Linked DNA regions of Homo sapiens: region 1 is linked to region 2. A link is an interaction called in ENCODE POLR2A ChIA-PET data of the cell type or tissue named here. Cell type or tissue: Panc1. All regions are shown on one strand.

The links. ChIA-PET counts read pairs that join two places held together with the same protein. Peaks named below come from ENCODE experiments on the same cell type or tissue, not always from the same donor. Only the 100,000 strongest peaks of a DNase experiment are listed, where the experiment ranks them.
Region 1: POLR2A ChIA-PET joins it to region 2 with 10 read pairs; 2 of 35 experiments call an interaction of 5 or more read pairs at or near these places.

What each region holds. Positions count from the first base shown.
Region 1 is chr10:32,134,944-32,142,943 of GRCh38, forward strand. No RefSeq gene overlaps it. Among named protein-coding and RNA genes, the nearest start is that of KIF5B, 83 kb to the left of the region's middle. RefSeq lists an enhancer at 4,294-5,023. In Panc1, no CTCF peak of the experiment used is centred here; a DNase peak (open chromatin) is centred at 4,646.
Region 2 is chr10:32,350,910-32,358,909 of GRCh38, forward strand. All of the region lies in intron 1 of EPC1-AS1 (EPC1 antisense RNA 1), which reads left to right. It also overlaps a transcript of EPC1 not described here. Among named protein-coding and RNA genes, the nearest start is that of EPC1-AS1, 7.5 kb to the left of the region's middle. In Panc1, no CTCF peak of the experiment used is centred here; no DNase peak of the experiment used is centred here.

The sequences.
Region 1 (8,000 bases), 220 kb before region 2:
GAACGGCTTGTAACCTACATGGAAGAGGTTATGAAATGACAACAGAATAGAATGGGCCTGTGAGGCTGGAAGGAGATATTTTCCTTGGTTCAAGAACCATTTGCCTTGTGTGGGAAGAGATTGATAGGTGGAAACTTCAGTGGGAGAGTAAAGAGGAGTGACCAATGAGAAGGAGAAAAACTGGTCATGAGGGACAGAAGTTGGAAGCTAGCTGCTTCTTTAGCTACCTTATCAGCATAAGTGTTGCCCTGAGTGATGAGATCTGATGCCTTTTGATGGCCCTTGCAGTGAATGACTCCAGCTTCCTTTGGAAGTAAAGCGGCTTTGAAAAGAGTTTTTATTAAAAAGGCATTGATGATGGAGGACCCTTGCATAGTGAGGAAATTTATTTCTGCCCATATAACAGCATGATGGTGCAGGATATGCAAGGCATATTTAGAGTCAGTATAAATATTGATGCGTAGTCCCTTTGCAAGAGTGATGGCCCCAGTTAAGGCAATGAGTTTGGCTTACTGAGAGGTAGTGGAGGGGGGCAGAGCAGTAGCCTCAATGATAGACATGTAAGATACTATAGCATAGCCTGCCTTTGCTGGTGAGTGGCAATTAGGCCTGGTGGAACTGCCATCAATAAACCAAGTGTGATCAGGGTGAGGAACAGGAAAGAAGGAAATATGGGGAAATGGAGTGAATGTCAGGTGGATCAGAGAGATACAGTCATGGGGGTCAGGTGTGGTATCCAGAATAATGTGGGAGGCCGGATTGAAGTCTGGGCCAGGAACAATGGTAATTGTGGGAGACTCAACAAAGACTGAGTATATAGCTGAAGGTGCTAGGGGGCAGAAAGTATATGCATCAAGTGTGAGGAGGAAAATAGATTTTGAAAGTTATGGGAACTGTAGAGAGTTAAGTGGAGCATAGCTTGTGATTTTGAGGGCCTCTAAAATTATTAAAGCAGCGGCAGCTGCCACACACAGACATGAGGGCTATGCTAAATCAGTTAGGTCAAGTTGTTTGGACAGAAAGGCTACAGGGCACGGTCCCGGCTCTTGTGTAAGAATTCTGACCGCACAGCCCTGTACTTCGGCTGTGTGTAATAAAAAGGGTTGGGATGAGTTAGGGAAAGCTAGTGTGGGAGCAGCTTTTAGGGCTGTTTTTTAAGGAATGGAAAGGGGAGTGGGGAAAGGATTTAGGATTTATGGGGTCAGCTAGGTTTATCTAGACTGGGTTGTGGAGGGAGGTATTGAGGATAGGAGAGTATATGGGTTTGGCACCAAGGGGTGGATAAGCCAGACAATTTGGTTGATAAGGCACAGATCCTGAACTAAGCTGTAAGACTTGTCTGGTTTTTGGTCAGGTAAAATGGGGGAATTGTAAGGAGAGTTTATAGGCTTTAAAAGGCCATGCTGTAATAGGCAAGTGATAACAGGCTTTAATCCTTTTAAAGCATACTGTGGGATGGGATATTGGCATTGAGCAGGGTAAGGGTGATTAGGTTTTAATGGGATGGTAAGGGGTGCATGATCGATCGTCAAGGAGGAGTAGAAGTGTCCTATACTTGTGGATTAAGGTGGGGAGATACAAGGAGAGGATGTGAAGGAGGCTTTGAACTGGGAGAAAAGGCAGCAATGAGGTGTGGTTGTAGCCCAGGAATAATCAGGGAAGCAGATAATGTAGTTAAAATGTCTCCACCTAATAAGGGAACTGGGCAGATGGGGATAACTAAAAAAGAGTGCATAAAAGAATGTTGTCCAAGTTGGCACCAGAGTGGGGGAGTTTTAAGGGGTTGTGAAGCTTGGCCGTCAATACCCACAACAGTTATGGGGGGCAAGGGAAACAGGCCCTTGAAAAGAAGGTAATGTGGAGTGGGTAGCCTCCGTATTGATTAAGAAGGGGACCCACTTACCCTCCACTGTAAGAGTTACGCAAAGCATCTGTGATGGTCCTATAGTCTTCCAAGGCAATCAGGCAGTGTCAGTCTTCAGCTGCTAAGCCGAGAAGATCTGGGAGGGAGTCAGTCAGAGAGCCTTGGGCCAGAGTTCCAGGGGCTCTGGGAGTGGCTGTGGGGTTGGACAGTCGGATTTCCAGTGGGGTCCTGCACAGATGGGACATGGCTTAGGAGGAATCCCGGGCTGCAGACATTCCTTGGCCTAGTGGCCAGATTTCCAGCACTTGAAGCAAGATCCTGGGGGAGGCGGTCCTGGAGGAACAGCTGGCCACTGCGGTTCAGACGTTTTGGAATTCTTGTGTGCTGGAGATGTGGCTGGAGTTTCTCTCACAGTGGAGGCAAGTAATTGCAACTCAGAAATACGTGGCTACTTGGCTGCCTCTACTCTATTATTGTACACCTTGAAGGTGAGGTTAATTATGTCCTGTTGTGGGGTTTGAGGGCCGGAATCTAATTTTTGGCACTTGTTCTAATGTTGGGAGTGGATTGGGTAATAAAATGTATATTGAGAATAAGACAGCCTTCCTCTGGTGTCTAGGACAGTAAAGTGTCTAAGGGTTGTTGCCAAACGGGCCATGAACTGGGCTGGGTTTGTATATTTGATGAAAAAGAGCCTAAATGCTAACTGATCTGGGAGAGGTCAGAAAAAGAAAAAAGGAGCATTAACCTTGACTATGCCTTTAGCTCCAGCCACCTCCTTAAGAGGAAATTGTTGGGCAGGTGGAGGAGGGCTAGTCGCGCAACAAAACTGTAGGCCAGACCAGGTATGAGGAGGGGAGATAATAGAAAGATTATAGGGAGGGGGAGCAGAGGCTGAGGAAGAATTGGGACCTGGCTAGGCCTGGCGAGGAGCAGCCTGGGGAGAAGGGGAGAGGTCGGATGAGTCCGTAGAAAAGAAGGATTCAAAGGACTCAGAGCTTCGGGTGGAAACTGAACGAACAGACAGGAAAGAAAGAAGAAAGATTTGAGACAAGTCACATTGGGAGCTTTTCACACAGGCTAAGGGAGAAGAAGGGGAAATGGAGGGCGGAAGGTTGCCCATAGTGAAGGAGGTAAGTTTAAAGAGAAAGGTAGAGACACAGAGAAGGGGGTGGGTGAGCAGCCAAAGCAGGCGTCCCCGCAATTGACTTGCCACCAAGGGAATGTGGGTGAATGACCAAGGCAGGCGTCCCCGTGGTGATCAGACACCAATGAAATGTGGGTGAATAATCAGGCAGGCGTCCCCGCAGTGATTAAACACCAAGGGAAGACTGTCTTCCCGAGTCCGTGACCGGCGCCGGAGTTTCGGGTCCACGGATAAAATGTGTCTCCTTTGTCTCTACTAGAGAGGGAAAATAACTGGAATTGGAAGGACAGGGAGATTGAAGGGTAGCGAGAGAGGAAGATTGAAGGGTAGCAAGAGAGGCTGAAGACGAGTGAAAACACCGCTTACCAGATTTGAAATTGGTGAGATGTTCCTTGGGCTGGTTGGGCTGAGGACCTGAGGTCGTAGGTGGATCTCCCTAGGGAGTGAGGGCGAGGACAGGGGACCGGTCTCCCGAAGGAGTCCTCCTGTCCCGGGTCTTCGGCACCAAATGTCACGCGGGTCCGTGTGAAGAGAGTCCACCAACAGGCTTTGTGTGAGCAACAAGGCTGTATATTTCACCTGGGTGCAGGCAGGCTGAGTCCAAAAAAGGAGTCAGCAAAGGGTGGTGGGATTATCATTAGTTCTTATAGGTTTGGGATAGGCATACAAAGTACCTTCTTAAGGGCTAGGGGAGAATATTACAAATTACCTTCTTAAGGGTGGGGCAGAATGTATGTATCAGTAAGGGTAGGGCAGGAACAAATCACAATGGTGGAATGTCATCAGTTAAGGCTATTTTCACTTCTTTTGTGAATCTTCAGTTGCTTCAGGCCATCTGGATGTATACATGCAGGTTACAGGGGATATGATGGCTTAGCTTGGGCTCAGAGGCCTGGCACCCACCTTTTTGGACAAACCAATGTACTTCTTAAATATATTGATTGATGTCTCATGTCTCCCTAAATGTGTAAAACCAAGCTGTGCCCCGACCCACCTTGGACACATGTCATCAGGACCTCCTGAGGCTGTGTCACAGTGTGCGTCCTTAGCTTTGGCAAATAAACCTCCTAAAATGAGACTTGTCTCATCATTTTTCTTGACTGACAGAAGCTACGCAAGACCATCTCTGCAGGCTGCTGGCAGTTCCTTGAAGAGTACAGCTTTGGGGGCTTCTTGCCAGGTGCAAAAAAACACATTCACGTTTTACAGTGTGTTAAGGATCTCTCCTGTGTTTTGTGCTCCTCCTGGTTCCACCTGACTCCCTAAGAGGCTCCAAGAGTTGAATTTGCTGGCCTATTTCGAGGGATGGCCTTGCAGAGCTCCTCATTTCCTTTCTATTTTGTCTCCTTTAACCCAGCCTGTTGCTCAACTCTTTCCCCAAATCCCCAGGAATAACCCAAGGAAGAGAAGAAAAAGAGCTGCCAGTTAAAGTCACTCCAGATTCCCAAGGCAACCTGTTCCCCTGCCCACCCCCCTGCCGCTCCCCGCGGGGAGGCAGTCCTGCCTAGCACCACAGCAGGAGAATCAGCTGTTTCCTGCCCAACCTCAGTGGCTCAGGCTGAGTCATCCTTTTCCCTGCCTGGGTCAAGGCGTGGCTTCTCCAATCCCTTACAAAATGCTTCCGCCCCAAAATGCTCAGGCCAGCCTGTTAAGGGCTGGAGAGCCAACTCATTCAGTGTCTCCTTTGAATTTCATGAATTAAAAATGACTGCACTTAAAGCCCCAAAGTGCCACTAACAGACCTGAGGTGAACCCTGTTGGCCTTTGGCAGAAACCAAACTGCCCACATGCATTAAGTCCAGCGGGAGGACTGGGGGTTGGCCAGGGCCTGGCCTCTCCGATGACTAAAGAGACATGTGAGCAAAACCAGCTGTGGTCAGCATCATTCTTTTTTTGAGATGGGATCTCACTCTGTCACCCAGGCTGGAGTGCAAAGGCGCAACTAGGGCTCACTGCAACCTTCATCTCCTGGGCTGAAACAATCCTCCCATCTCAGCCTCCCAAGTAGCTGGGACTACAGGCATGCGCCACCATGCTCAGCTCATTTTTTTTTTTTTTTTTTTTTTGTAGAGATAGGGTTTCGCCATAGGGTTTCGCCATGTTGACCAGGCCAGTCTCAAACTCCTGGCCTCAAGTGATCCACCTACCTCAGCCTCCCAAAGTGCTTGGATTACAGACTTGAGCCGCCACACCCAGCCATCATCAGTCTTGCTTGTTTATTCAAAATGTAGGTATGGGGTATCCGTTATGAACCCAGAAGCATCTGAGACAGGACTCAGTCAATTTAGAAAGCTTATCTTGCCAAGGTTAAGGATGCACCCATGACACACCTCAGGGGGTCCTGGTGACATGTGCCCAACAAGGTCGGGGCATAGCTTGCTTTTATACATTTGATGGAGACACGAGACATTAATCAATATGTCTAAGATGTGTATTGGTTCCATCTGGAAGGGCGGGACAACTTAAAGATGGGGCAGCTTCCAGGTCATAGATAGATTTTAAAATGTTCTGTTTGGCAATTGGTTGAAAAAGTTATTATCAACAGAAAGGAATGTTTGGGTTACGAAAAGGGGTTGTAGACACCAAGTTTTTATCATGCGGATGAAGCCTCTGGGTAGTAGGCTTCAGAGAGAATAGATTGTAAATGTTTCTTATCAGACTTAAGGTCTGTGTTAATGTTAATGTTGGTCAGCTTTTCCTGAATTCCAAAGACAGGAGGGGATCATGAGGCATGTCCAACGCCCCCTTCCATCATGGCCTGAACTAGTTTTTTCAGGTGAACTTTCAAATGCCATTGGCTGAAAGGAGGGATCCATTCAGATGGTTAGTGGGCTTTAGAATTTTATTTTTGGTTTGCACTGTGACACATTGCTCAGAACCAACTTAGCGCACCACTGAGGACACCTTTTGCCCCTCGTTTCCAGCACTCCACTTGGCTGGTTTTAAGGTGCTAAATTCTGGAAGGGTAGAGATTGTGTCTGTGTACCCCCATGGGTGACAAGCAGAGGGCCCTGCATGCAGTGGGTGCTCAATTGATGCTTATTACGAGAAGAGATACAAATGAATGGGGATTCTACTGATTCCTATTACTACTCAATAACTAACAAGAGCTTCACGGTACTTAGTAGCTCTTTGTACTCCTTCTCCAGTAAACTTAATTTCAGATCATCGGTGCTTATGCAAGTCCTGTTTGATAACTGGGAAGCCTGAAATTGAGTGAGGTCATCAGTTGGCTACCACTCAATCTGACAGAATAAAATTCAGTCTTCCTTGTTGGCACCTTGAAGCTTTATTGTTTAGGAGGAGCAGAGATCTAAGAGGGAAATGAATGTCATAGCCGGTCACTTGGGCTGGCTGATTCAAGCTTAACTGAAGGTGACCTGAGACAAGAAAATTGCATTTGTTTCTGTGGCTGCAGAATTTTTTCAGGGGCAGATGCACAGCCAAGGTGCAGGGCCTCTGGGGTCCTTAGGGATGGCTGTGTTTTTCATGAGAAGCCTGGAAAGGAAGAAGGACTGGGAAGTAAGTGGGGGTGAAATGAACAAACAAAACTAGGAAGCCACCCTGCGATGGGCACATGCCGGGGTTGGCCTCCATGCCTTCATCTCTGTCGGGAGGCACAGACGTCCCGGAGCCCCAGAGGTCCTGGAGCCCCAGACAACAGCACTTATCTTAAATATTTCCCAATACCTTCACACTCATGGAAACAGAAGAAATGTTTCAAGGAGGAGACAGTGACATCATGCTCACTTTTGCGTGTAGCTCCAAGTTGTGCTGCGCCCTTTATTGTCATTCTGCAAACTCCCACGCTTAGCTTTTCCCTTCAAGCCGGAGAGGTGGAGTAAGTGGATTCCTCTATGTCCAGATGGGACTCTGATTCTCTCTCTTTTTTGTTTTGCTTTTTGTTTGTTTGTTTGCTTGTTTGTTTTTTTGAGATGGAGTCTCGCTCTGTCACCCAGGCTGGAGTGCAGTGGCACGACCTCCATCCCCCAGGTTCAAGTGATTCTCCTGCCTCAGCCTCCCAAGTAGCTGAGATTACAGATGCCCACCACCATGCCCAGCTAATTTTTGTATTTTTAGTAGAGATGGGGTTTCACCATGTTGGCCAGGCTGGTCTTGAACTCCTGACCCCAGGTGATCCACCCACCTTGGCCTCCAGAAGTGCTGGGATTACAGGCGTGAGCCACCAGAACCAGCCTTTTTTTTTTTTTTTTTTGACACAGGGTCTCACTCTGTCACCTGGGCTGGAGTGCAGTGGCTCCATCAGGGTTCACTGCAGCCTTGACTTCCTGGGCTGAAGCCATCCTTCCACCTCAGCCTCCTGAGTAGCTGGGACTAGAGGCAACATCACCACACTGGCTATATTGCCCAGGCTGGTCTCAAACTCCTGGACTCAGGCGATCCTCCTGCCTTGGCCTCCCAAAGCGCTGAGATTACAGGCATGAGCCACCATGCCTGGACTGATTCTCTCTTTTTTTTTTTTTTTAGAGACAGAAACTCACTCTGCCGCCTGAGCTACAGTGCAGTGACACAATCATAGCTCACTGCAGCCTCAAACTCCTGGGCTCAAACTCCATAGCTTACTACCTCAGTCTCCCAAGTAGCTGGGACTACAGGAACACACTACCATACCCAGCTAATTTTTGTATTTTTTTGGTAGAGAAGGAGTCTCTCTTTATTGCCCAGGCTGGTCTTGAACTCCTGGTCATCCTCTTGCCTTGGCCTCCCAAAATGCTGAGATTACAGGTGTGAGCCACCGTGCCAAGCTAGGACTCTGATTCTTAAATGGCCACATTCATGAATCACTATTTTTGGAGAGTCATTGTTTAGCAGGTCATTATGCACAGATTTTCCAAAAACCCACCTGGAGAAAACCGCTCACACTATGGCCTTGAGCATTGATGTCATCAGCACATAGGCCAGAGGGACCAGCTGTGAGTAATGCCCATAACAAGGGAACTTTCCATCTCAGGGAGAAGTTAGGGCTTT
Region 2 (8,000 bases):
ATTTCCATTGTCTTAAACATAGTCCCAACTCTGATCACTTCACCCCTAGAAACAGCCTCCCATTCATCCTTTATTTATTCAGTCCATCCTTTATTTACTCATTCCCTCAATAAACCTTTTTAAAGCCCTCACTTTATAGGAAACTGTGCTGGTACTCTTCTGTTGGTGGCTAGTGGTAACCAAAAGTGGAAGCAGAGGCTCTGGGTCCCTGGGGCCTCACAATGCATGTCACCAAGTCAGTGTGCCAAAAACTGTACTTCATTCTGTATCTTCCCTTCCCCAAGTCATATCTTTATAACTGCTCTTGTTTTGCCCATTAGATAAAGCCAAATTTTCGAGTGTTTGGTTGTCAAGACCTCCTGTAATTTTGCCCCACTCTGTCCAACATCGTTTGTCATTATTGCTTAAGACAAGCTTTTCACTCTAGCTAGCAGTCTCATCACCATCTTCAGAAATCAGCATGTCGGCTGGGTGCGGTGGCTCATGCCTGTAATCCCAGTACTTTGGGAGGCCGAGGAGAGTGGATCACCTGAGGTCAGGAGTTCACGACCAGCCTGGCCAACATGATGAAACCCTATCTCTACTAAAAATACAAAAAATTAGCCAGGCATGGTGGTGCACGCCTGTAATCCCAGCTACTCAGGAGGCTGAGGCAGGAGAATCGCTTTAACCCGGGAGGTGGAGGTTGCAGTGAGCCGAGATTGCACCATTGCACTCCGGGCTGGGCAATAAGAGCGAAACTCCATCTTAAAAAAAGAAAAAAAATCAGCGTGTCTTTCCTGCCTCCAGGTTTTTATTCATTCTTTTGATTATTTATTTATTTATTTATTTTATTTTGAGAGATGGAGTCTTGCTCTGTTGCCCAGGCTGGAGTGCAGTGGCGTGATCTCGGCTCACTGCAACCTCCACCTCCCGGGTTCAAGTGATTCTCCTACCTCAGCTTCACAAGTAGCTGGGATTACAAGTGTGCGCCATCACGCCCGGCTAATTTTTGTATTTTTTTTAGTAAGGACAGGGTTTCACCATATGTTGGCCAGGCTGGTCTCAAACTCCTGATCTCAGGTGATCCACCCACCTCGTCCTCCCAAAGTGCTGGGATGACAGGCATGAACCATCGTGCCCAGCCATATTGATTTTTTTTTTTTTTTTTTTTGAAACAGAGTCTCGCTCTGTCGCCCAGGCTGGAGTGCAGTGGCGCAATCTCGGCTCACTGCAACCTCCGCCTCCCAGGTTCACGCCATTCTTCTGCCTCAGCCTCCTGAGTAGCTGGGACTACAGGCACCTGCCACCACGCCCGGCTAATTTTTTTTTTAATTTTTAGTAGAGATGGGGTTTCACTGTGTTAGCCAGGATGGTCTCGATCTCCTGACCTCGTGATCCACCCGCCTCAGCCTCCCAAAGTGCTGGGATTACAGGAGTGAGCCACTGCGCCCCGCCCAGCTGTATTGATTCTTTTCAGTCTGTCCTCCCTGTCCTGCCTCAGACTGTCTACCGAAATCCTATTTCACAGGAATGTTTTGGACACTAAGTAAAACAAACCATGTAAAGCACTTAGAATCATCCCTGGCCCACAGTGAACCCTCAATAGATGTAAGATATTGTTATTATTCTTCAAAATCCAGCTCAAATATCACCTCCCCCATGAAACATTGACTACTTAAACTCTCTGGGCCCTAATTTCCTAATCTGAAGCATCGGTGAGCAGTTAGGTAAATGCAAAATAAGCCTCCCCCAGTCTTTCTCATCTCTGAGCTCCTATTATGCTTTCAGTCAACAGGAAGAATAGCTACCATTTATGGAACACCTAGTATGTACTAGGTGATGCAGAAATACTTTAAATGCATTATCTCAATTTTCGTGACAGCCCTGTTAGGTATTTCCTGTTGGGTTTAGAGAGGTTGTGTGACTGGCTTATGGCCAGGAAGCTGATAAGAGGCAGTGCTTAGTATCCCTAGTATCTATCTGGCCAGACACAGTGGCTCACACCTGTAATCCCAGCACTTTGGGAGGCTGAAGCGGACAGATTACCTGAGGTGGGGAGTACAAGACTAGCCTGACCAACACGGAGAAACCCTGTCTCTACTAAAAATATAAAATTAGCTGGGCGTGGTGGCACATGCCTGTAATCCCAGCTACTCAGGAGGCTGAGGCAGAAAAATACCTTGAACCAAGGAGGCGGAGGTTGCAATGAGCCAAGATCGCGCCATTGCACTCCAACCTGGGCAACAAGAGCACAACTCCATTTCAAAAAAAAAAAAAAAAAGCAAAAAAAGAAATCCCTGGTATCTGATTCCAGAGTGCAGTCCCAGATTGAAGTGAAGTGCGAACTAGAATCGAAGAAAGAGATGTTTAAGAGGGTTGGTAATGAAGGGCAAAGAGAGAGAGAAAGGGGTAGCTATTTGAAGTCAAGGGTTTCATTGTTTTTGAAAGTAGGAGAGATGTGGGCATGTTTGTATACTAAAAGCAAAGAATCATTTAAATGGGTTAATTTTAGGGCTGTCTTTTTCTGAGCCAGGCAGGAAAGAATGACAGCCAGAATGGACAGTGATGCAAAGAGTTAAACTCTCTTTGATGGGACAACAAGATTAAAAATCATAATACTGGTTTTGGTAGCAGGAGTCCGGATTCCTCATTTCTTCAAGCATTCAACAAATATTTATCAAATGTTTACTAAGAGCTAAGGCAAGACAGTTTGTGTTGGAGAAACAATAATAAACAAGATATGGTCTCTACATCCTCACGGGACTAATAATAAAGTGAGGTACTGTATTTGTATTTAATTGGGAAAATGTGAAATTAATATCTTTAAACCATGTAAATGCACAATGATCTCTACATTAAAAAGTGATGTAGTGCAATAATTTAAAGCATTCTGCAAAAGTATGAATACTGAATACATTATCACTTGAAGTAATCATTTCTAATCATTTCTCTTAACTTCCTGCTTTTTACTTTCATAATAAGCTACATAAAGAAATGACTGCAAACAATTCTTCCACCATAACATTTAGGTAAACAAACACTGGAAGCCCTTTATAGTATGTTGTTTTTTTCATCTAGGAAATGTTGGAAAGAAAATATTACAGTTGCCTTTCAATATATTTACTAAGGTGTCACAGAAACAATATCTGAAGTACTGATTTCCTTACTGAGTAATTTGTGCATGGAGGTCTGTACATAATCTTTAAGAACTATTTTTCACATAAAATAAAATCATTCAGAATATATTTAGAAACAATATATCTGTACCTTAAGAGAATAAAGGGCAAATTATCAATCTTAGCAAACAGTAGCAGGATGGACTCAAAGTTATTTCAGTTTAACTTTATCTTCAATATGAAGTTTAACAACAACAACAAAAAAGAAATGAAAAATGCATGATTCAATACAAAAAATTAGCTGGGCATGGTGGTGGGCGCCTGTAATCCCAGCTACTTGGGAGGCTGAGGTAGGAGAATGGTGTGGACCCGGGAGGCGGAGCTTGAAGTGAGCCAAGATTGTGCCACTGCACTCCAGCCTGGGCGACAGAGTGAGACTCTGCCTCAAAAAAAAGAAAGAAAATGCGTGATTTAAACAAATGGGACTATCTGAGAATTGTAGTTGCAGCAGTATTGGGATTTAAAAAAGATGTCACACAATACATTTTAGATTTTCTATGTAATCTAAATAGAATGTCTTTACACATTTATTGTGTAAATCCTAAGGTTTAGGTTTTCTATAACCTTAGGATTTACACAATAAATGTGTAAATGTATTGGGATTTACACATTTATTGTAAATGTGTAATGTGTAACTGGCCACACAGCACAGAAGTGGGTGGCAGGCAAGCCAGCAAAGCTTCATCTGTATTTACAGCCAATCCCTAGTGCCCACATTACCACCCAAGCTTCACCCGGCATTAGATTCTCATAGGACCTCAAGCCTTATTCTGAGCTGCACATTGAGGGATCTGGGTTGCATGTTCCTTATGAGAATCTAATGCCTGATGATCTGTCACTGCCTCCCATCACTGTCCCCACATAGGACTGTCTAGTTGCAGGAAAACAAGCTCAGGGCTCCCACTGATTCTACATTATGGTGAGTTGTAGAACTGTTTCATTATATATTACAATGTAATAATAATAGAAAGAAAGTGCACAATAAATGTAATGCACTTGAATCATCCTCATAGGGGGAGCACTCCCTCCCCTGGATCCATAGAAAAGTTGTCTCCCATGAAACTAGTCCCTGGTGCCAAAAAGACTGGGGACCACTGCTGTAAATCATCTGATCTTTTCCTCACTGTGCTGGCAAGCAGTTGATACCTCTATGACAGCATTTTAAGGAGGATACTACTAGTTGCAGTTGGAGAAGTGGTGGGATGCGTGAACAGGAAACTGTTGAGAAACTGAACTTGAAAAATAATAATTTACTCCTTAGCAGAGGAACTATTCGGTAGTCTCTTCCATGTCTCATCCCAACAATTAATTTCTCAGAATAAAAGTCTATCTTAGAAAAATGTACAAATTAAACTGTATACATTTTAGAAATATTTGGTGGTATTTATCTAAACTGGATTACGTTAAATTACTGTCAACCCATTAAATCCATTGACTGGCACATACTGACAGATTACTATGTGTAGGCCAGGCATTGGTGCAAGGTTATAAATGGTAGAAAGACAAAAACAAAGAACACACTACCTTTAGTGCCTTACCCTTTTTTTTTTTTTTTTTTTTTTTTTTTTTTTTTTTGGGACAGAGTTGACCAGGCTAGAGTGCAGTGGCATGATCTTGGCTGCAACCTCCGCCTCCTGAGTTCAAGCCATTCTCCTGCCTCAGCCTCCCGAGTAGCTGGGACTACAGGCGTGCGCCACCACACCCAGCTAATTTTTGTATTTTTAGTAGAGACAAGGTTTCACCATGTTGGCCAGGCTGGTCTTGAACTCCAGACCGCAGGTGATCTGCCTGCTTTGGCCTCCCAAAGTGCTGGGATTACAGGTGTAAGCCACTGCACCTGGCCAGTGCCTTACACTTTTGAGTAGATAGACTACTTAAGCATTAGTTTTACTAAGTAATGCACATACAAATCAGTATGGTACAGATGGTACATGATGGGTGAAGGAACAAAGGAACAAAATTTAGAGAAAAATTGTTAATGAAGTAGAAACATATGTTGGAACATTTAAGTACAATTTATTAGTGGGTGGTAGACAAAGACTGTCAGGGAGGAAGGGCTTCGAGAGAGAAAATATCATGAATTGCTTTTGCTTTTATAACACGAGGAAGGAAATTCTGTTTTCTTACTGAAACTTGGGGTACAGAATTATCATCTAATAAATTAAGATTAGTGAAATAAAATGTTTTATCTTTCACTATATTTATTCTTCTCCATGACACCTTGAGTAACATTGTGCCAATTGCTTAGGTAAGCACTGTGAATCTAGTTCCCCTTCCCTTTCAGAGCAGGGAAGGGAAAGTGAATGACTGGAAGCCCATGGAGTGGGATTCTTGGTGTGAAGACTCACTCAGGGAGTGAGAGAGGAGCATAGAGAATGGAGCCCTGGGGAATACCAACATCTAGAAGATACCCAGGACAAGAACAGAGGGAGAGGCTGGGACAAGCCTGGAGACAAGCCAAATGAGGTCAGCATTTCAAGGAGGAGATCAACGAGGAGAATCAAAAAGAATGAGGAGGTCACAGTAAACCCATTTTCTTTAGGACACCGTGGGAGGAAAATAGACTCTGTGAGCTGAGCCGTGAATTGGAAGTTATAGGCCTAGTGGTGCCTGCGCACGTTGATTAAACATTTACCGCCAGGCGCGGTGGCTCACGCCTGTAATCCCAGCACTTTGGGAGGCCGAGGCGGGCGGATCACGGGGTCAGGAGATCGAGACCATCCTGCCTAACACGGTGAAACCCCATCTCTACTAAAAATACAAAAAATTAGCTGGGCGTGGTGGTGGGCACCTGTAGTCCCAACTCGGGAGGCTGAGGCAGGAGAATGGCGTGAACCCGGGAGGCGGAGCTTGCAGTGAGCTGAGATCGCACCACTGCACTCCAGCCTGGGCGAGGGAGCGAGACTCCGCATCAAAAAAATAAAAATAAAAAAATTTACCAAAGCCCCCAAAAAAGTGATTTCCCAGTACCCTCCTATAATCATTGTTTAAGTACTTGTTCACAAGAATGAGACCACTTTGAAGTCAAAAATCAGTTAAGCTTCAGGACATAGCCAGGGACACAGAGTAGCTATCATCCTCAGCGCCTCCCATGTTAGAACAGAGTACATGACGTATCTTCCAGAGTTAAAGCTGTAGAAGCTTGGAAACCAAAGACCTACATGACTTCTCTACATGAATTACTGACACAGGTAAAAGCCACATCCAGATCTTAAGATTTCTTCTGAATTTGGTTTCCCAAACACGAGACGCATAAGACAAAAAATAAGACAGTTGCACTGCAGCAGCATGTATATTGGAACGAGATAATATTTTTTGTTTCAATTGATTTATTTATAATAAGGTTAACACTTTGTGTTTCTGTTTCTTCTGGTCTTTTCTGGTTTTGTTTGTTAGTTTTGTTGTGGTTTTGACACAGGATCTTGCTTTGTGGCCCAGGCTGCAGTGCAGTTGTGCTATCACGGCTCACTGCAGCCTCAAACTTCTGGATTCAAGTGATCCTTCTGCCTCAGCCTTCAGTAGCTGGGACTACAGGTGCGTGCCACCATGTCTGGATAATTTTTTAATTGTTTTCTAGAGACAGGGTCTTGCTACGTTGGCTAGGCTGATCTTGCACTCCTGACCTCAAGCAGTCCTCCTGCCTCAGCCTTCTAAAGTGCTGGGATCATAGGTGTGATTCACCATGCCTGGCCCCATTTGTTAGTTTTTGTTTTTGCTTTTCATTGGCTGGTTTTACAATATAGAGATAATACAGTTTATTCTGTTTTGTGGCCTTCTCAATAAATTTTTTTTTTTTTTTTTTTTTTTAGACAGAGTCTCACTCTGTTGCCAGGCTGGAATGTAATGGCATGATCTCCACTCACTGCAACCTCCACCTCCCGGATTCATGAGATTCTCCTGCCTCAGCCTCCCGAGTAGCTGGGATTACAGGTGCCTGCCACCTTACCCAGCTAATTTTTGTATTTTTAGTGGAGACAAGGTTTCACCATGTTGGCCAGGCTAGTCTCGAACTCCTGACCTCAAGTGATCCACCCGCCTCAGCCTCCCAAAGTGGTGGGATTACAGGCATGAGCCATCACGCCCAGGCTACTTCTCAGTATAATTTGAGAATGCTCCCATCTCATTAAATACTCTTCTGAGACTATTATTTGACAAAGATACTTATCTAGCATCTGTAAAACAATTTACTTAAGAATTACCCTCTTAAAGTATAGAATGCACTGACTTTTCATTGTTATAAAGAACACGTATAATCTGAATAGTACTTTTAAAATAAAAATAAAAAGTGGGTTTAGGATGGGTGTGGTGTCTCACACCTTTAAACCCAGCACTTTTCAAGGCTGAAGCAGGAGGATCACTTGCACCCAGGAGTTTGAGACAAGCCTGGGCAACATAATGAGACCCCATCTCTACAAAAAATACAAAAATTAGCCAGGGTGTGGTGGTGCACACCTGTAGTCCTAGCTACTTGGGAGGCTGAGGTGGGAGGATCACTTGAGCCTAGGAGGTTGAGGCTGTAGTGGACTGTGATCGCGTCACTGCACTCCAGCCTGGGGAACGGAGTAAAAAAAAAAAAAAAAGCGGGGGCGGGGGGGGAAGAAAGTGGGTTTAAATTTTCACGGTTTAAGGCACAGAACCAATGTCTGCTGTTCTTTGAATAATGATAGTGCCAAGTCTACACAAATGAAGGTTAGCTGCTTCATCATCTGTCTGAGTAGATGACAAGCACCTAGGATTTAAATATCAGTATTTCTTTCCAGATATTAGTTTAGCATTTTCAAAAACTAGGCTCCATAAAATACTGATGTTCTGAAATGAGAGTTATGTAAAGAATTCTGTATA